Linked DNA regions of Homo sapiens: region 1 is linked to region 2. A link is a loop called in an ENCODE intact Hi-C map of the cell type or tissue named here. Cell type or tissue: transverse colon. All regions are shown on one strand. Region 1 overlaps KLHDC10 (kelch domain containing 10). Region 2 overlaps LOC105375508 (a long non-coding RNA gene).

The links. Peaks named below come from ENCODE experiments on the same cell type or tissue, not always from the same donor. Only the 100,000 strongest peaks of a DNase experiment are listed, where the experiment ranks them.
Region 1: it touches region 2 in a loop (3-fold over the local background); 37 of 110 quality-filtered maps call a loop at or near these places.

What each region holds. Positions count from the first base shown.
Region 1 is chr7:130,083,158-130,085,657 of GRCh38, forward strand. All of the region lies in intron 1 of KLHDC10 (kelch domain containing 10), which reads left to right. Among named protein-coding and RNA genes, the nearest start is that of KLHDC10, 14 kb to the left of the region's middle. In transverse colon, a CTCF peak has its summit at 1,091; no DNase peak of the experiment used is centred here.
Region 2 is chr7:130,757,440-130,759,939 of GRCh38, forward strand. All of the region lies in intron 3 of LOC105375508 (a long non-coding RNA gene), which reads left to right. Among named protein-coding and RNA genes, the nearest start is that of KLF14, 24 kb to the left of the region's middle. In transverse colon, a CTCF peak has its summit at 1,213 (motif pointing left); no DNase peak of the experiment used is centred here.

The DNA of each region.
Region 1 (2,500 bases), 670 kb before region 2:
ATTTTTCCTGGCAAACCTGTTACTTCATCCTGTGCTCCTTATCCTGACTAATTTAATGGCTATATCATCAATTTAGTGAGTCAAGCCAGAAATGTGGGAATCACATTAGATTCCTTCCTTTTACTCATTCCTTATAGAATTGGTCACAATTCGATAAGGAATTGTGTTGTTGATTCTTCCTCCTTACCCTCACTCTATTTGTCCCTTTCTACCTCTTTACCCTCCGCATTTATGTCTTTCATTTTATATTTCAGCTATACAGAAGTATTTTCAGTTAGTTGCCTTAAATTCTTGGAACAAGGTAGGTTGAGAGGAGAGATTTTTTAAAAACTTGGAATTTCCTGTGCTACACTGTTTTTTGATTCTGTACATACCATTTCTTCTTTCTAAAGTGCCATTCTCCTAGTCATCTTCTTAGACCCACCCATGTATACTTTAATCTACATAGCATTTTTTCCTATTCTCTCTTTTAATCCCAGCACTTTGGGAGGCTGAGGCAGGAGAATTGCTTGAACCCGGGAGGTGGAGGTTGTAGTGAGCTGAGATTGCGTCACTGCACTCCAGCCTGGGCGACAGTGAGACTCCATCTCAAAAACAAACAAACCCACAAATGACTTATGTGTGTCAAGTCAAAGGGACATTTTAAAATCTCCATCTGCCTTGATCTCCCTTCATTTTTAAACATCCTTTTCCCTTTTGGCTTCCTGGGTGTCAGGTCTCGTTTTCTTATGTGTCTGGCCTCATCCTTAGTCGTCTTTGTCAACTCTTTCCCTTCTACCAGGACTTTATGTATGAGAGTTCTCAATTCTTGGTTCTGTGTCCCCACCCTTCTCTTTTCAACTTACTTGAGGTGTTCTCTTCCAAATCTGTGATTTTCAATATCTATCCATATGCCAATAAGTTATGCCACTTTGTAATTTCAGCCCAAATCTCTTTTGAGGGCCATTTCCTTGCTTTCTCCATATCTACAATTACATGCTTCATATTTCTGAAGCTCAGCAAGCCTAAAACTGAATTTGTGATCTTTATTATAAAATTGAAGGGTAACTATTGGGTAATTTTAAGCACAGGAGTGATGTGGTATGATTTATTATTTTCTAAAGCTCCCTCTAGCTGCTGGTTGGAGAATGGCTAATGGGACACGGTAACACAGATGCATGGAGGTCATTTAGAAGACTATAGAAGTACTTTCCTAAAAAGATTGTGGTGGCTTGGACTAGGTGGTATATCAGTGGTTGGAAGTGGTTGAATATGAGATGTATTTTGAAAGTAGCATTAATAGGATTTGCTATGAGGTGTGAAGGAGAGAGAAGAATCAAGATGATTGCTAACAAGGCTAGATGCGGTGGTTGACGCCTGTAATCCCAGCACTTTGGGAGGGAGGCCAAGGTGGGTGAATCACTTGAGGTCAGGAGTTTGAGGCCAGCCTGGCCAACATGGCGAAACCCCGTCTCTACTAAAAATAAAAAATCAGCTGGGCGTGGTGGCGCGTGCCATTAGTCCCAGCTACTCGGGAGGCTGAGGCACAAGAATTGCTTGAACCCAGGAGGCGGAGGTTGCAGTGAGTCATGATTGCACCACAGCACTCCAGTCTAGGTGACAGAGCGAGACTCTGAAAAAAAAAAAAAAAGACTCCTAAGTTTTTGTCTTGAGCAATTGGATAGATGACAGTCTCATCAAATGTGATGGAACAGATCTGAAGCAGCAGGATTGTAGGGGGCAAATCAAGAGTGTTGTTTTGGCAGTGTTAAGCTTGAGATGCCTATTTGACCTCCAAGTAAGGATATAGAGTAAGTAATCTTTACATTAAAAAAAATCAAACTCAAGGGAGATGGTGAGGCTCACAATGTTTTTTGGAATTATTAGCAAGCCATTGGACTGGATGAGTTCACCAAAGAATATCTTTAGCCAGGTGCGGTGGCTCATGCCTGTAATCCCAGCACTTTGGGAGGCCGAGACGAGGTTGGGAGTTTGAGACCAGCCTGGCCAACATGGTGAAACCCCGTCTCTACTAAAAATACAAAAATTAGCCGGGTGTGGTGGCGGGTGCCTGTAATTCCAGCTACTAGGGAGGCTGAGGCAGGAGAATTGCTTGAACCCAGGAGGTGGAGGTTGCAGTGAGCCGAGATCATGCCACTGCACTCCAGCTTGGAGGACAGAGCAAGACTCCATCTCAGAAAAAAAAAAAAAAAAGAATATTTTTAAAAATTGGGCAGAAGACTATATAACTCTTGAAAGTGAGAAGGAAAGGAGAAGCAAGCAAAGGTCAGTGAGGTAGGAGGAAGACCAAGACTGCTTGGTTTCATAAGAGTCAAGAGAAAAACATGTTTCAAGAAGGAGGGAGAGGTTACCTTGTCGAGAGCAAGGTAGGATAAGGTTTTAAAATGGTAGACTCAGCCGGGTGCAGTGGCTCCTGCCTGTAATCCCAGCACTTTGGGAGGCTGCGGTGGGTGGATCACCTGAGGTCAGGAGTTCGAGACCAGCCTGGTCAACATGGCAA
Region 2 (2,500 bases):
AGCTCTGGTAGCCACCAGGCCCCTGGTGGACAGTGCTGGAGACCTACTAACTACTGTTGCCACTGGTCTTTTACTTCTCTTCTCTTTTCTTTTCTTTTTTGAGACGGAGTCTCGCTCTGTCACCCAGGCTGGAGTGCAATGGCGTGATCTCGGCTCACAGCAACCTCCACCTCTGTGGTTCAAGCGATTCTCCTGCCTGAGCCTCCTGAGTAGCTGGGGTTACAGGCGTGCACCACCATGCCCAGCTAGTTTTTTTTTTTTTTTTTTTTTTTTTGTATTTTTAGTGGAGATGGGGTTTTACCATGTTGGTCAGGCTGGTCTCAAACTCCTGACCCTGTGATCTGCCTGCCTCGGCCTCCCGGAGTGCTGGGATTATAGGCATGAGCCACTGCGCCTGGCCTGGTCTTTTTTTTTTTTTCTAAACTATACGTGTATTCCAGCCCTTACAACACAGAGCTCTGCAAGTAACAGATGCCCCCAACTTAAAAAAAAAAAAAATGAAGCAAATCCCAGTTCCACGTTCTTCTGGAGATACCTCTTCCCCTTAATTTGACGTGTCTGGCTCCCAAGTCTCATCAGGAATAGGCTGTTATTCTCTAAATCGTAACTATCCCTTGTAAAAGTAGCTACCACTTTAATTCGAAAACCAGGCTAATATTTTAAGTGTATCAAGAGAGGCTTTTTATTGTCACTATCTGTTGAAACCTTCAATAAATCTGAGAGTATTCTTAGAATCAACACATAACTTTTGTGTTTTGTAAGTTTGGAACGTTGCCTGTTGGATTTTCTTAGTGTGGCACATGATTGAAGGGAGCATGTTAACCTTTTAACTAAAATAAAGTGTTTTTGCACAAATTTAGTGATTATACCTGAGCTGGTTAATGTGAGAGAAATGATCTTAAACATGAGCTTACTCTCTTGTTGTGGAGGTAAGACAGACACAGGCTACAATTTGATAACCAATAAAATTGCTTTTGATTAGTGCCAAAATGTATGGAGCAGATATTGAGTCCAGTATTTGGATAAGATAAAATATCTTGGAATATTTTGGGACTAATTTTAGGATAGACATATCATTTTTAGGAATGTTTATAACAGTCCCCATCAGGAGATAATCCCTTCTAGAAGGTTTCTTAGATTTGAACAGTCTTGTTTAAAAAGATAAAAGCTCCTAGAGGGAGCTCACTAAAGGGAATGTGGTTCCCTCTAGTGGTGGTAGAAGAAGTTGTGAATTTTCTTATTTATTTCTTTTTTTCATATTTATTCATTGCATCCTGATACATAGTAGTTCCTGTATTAGAGATACAGAAATAAAAGACACAGTTTTATTTATCAAACTCTTACAAAGTTGGAATAGAGAAGAGCAAATAATTATGATACTGTATCTGAAAATAGTAAAAAGCCTCCTAGTCCAGATCTGGAGGGATGGGGTTAGACAAGGAAAGACTTCCTGAAGAATTAGATGTTATCTGAGTTTTTATAAAAGGAGCACCTATTATTTCTTCCTCTATACAATAGTAATGTATTATACGGGTATATTTGACGTTTATTTTGGAAAATTTGGGAAACAGATGAGTTTTTAAAAAGTCCATTATTTTCTTCACCAAAAGATAACCACTTACAACATTTTGCTATATCTGCTACAAGCCACTTTTTATGGATAATTTATGTTTTAACAGAATTTATGCCCATGACATTTTGTAATGTACTTTAAACAAGTTAATATATTTTGAAAATTTTCTTGTATTACTACATTCACTAGTATAACATTATTCGTTCTCAAAATAGTTTTCCCCTTTTTCCCACTGTTACTTTTTCAGGTGAACTTTAGAAAAATTTTGTTCATTTTTAAAATTCCATCGATATTTATTTATTTATTTATTTATTTATTTATTTATTTGAGACAGAGTCTCACTCTGTCTCCCAGGCTGAAGTAAAGTGGTGCGATCTCTGCTCGCTGCAACCTCTGCCTCCTGAGTTTTAAGAGATTCTCCTGGCTCAGCCTCCCAAGTAGCTGGGATTACAGGCACCCACCACCATGGCTGGCTAATTTTTTTTTTTTTTTTTTTTTGAGATGGAGTTTTGCTCTTGTCACCCAGGCTGGAGTGCAGTGGCGCGATCTCAGCTCACTGCAACCTCCGCCTCACGGGTCCAAGTGATTCTCCTGCCTCAGCCTCCCGAGCTGGGATTACAGGCGTGTGCTACCATGCCTGGCTAATTTTTGTATTTTTAGTAGAGGCTGGGTTTCACCATGTTGGCCAGGTTGGTCTCGAACTCCTGACCTCAGGTGATCTGCCCGCCTTGGCCTCCCAAAGTGCTAGGAGATTTTTTTTTTTTTTTTTTTTGAGACGGAGTCTAGCTTTGTTGCCCAGGCTGGAGTGCAGTGGCGTGATCTCGGCTCACTGCAAGCTCCGCCTCCTGGGTTCATGCCCTTCTCCTGCCTCAGCCTCCTGAGTAGCTGGGACTACAGGCTCCTGCCACTACGCCTGGCTAATTTTTT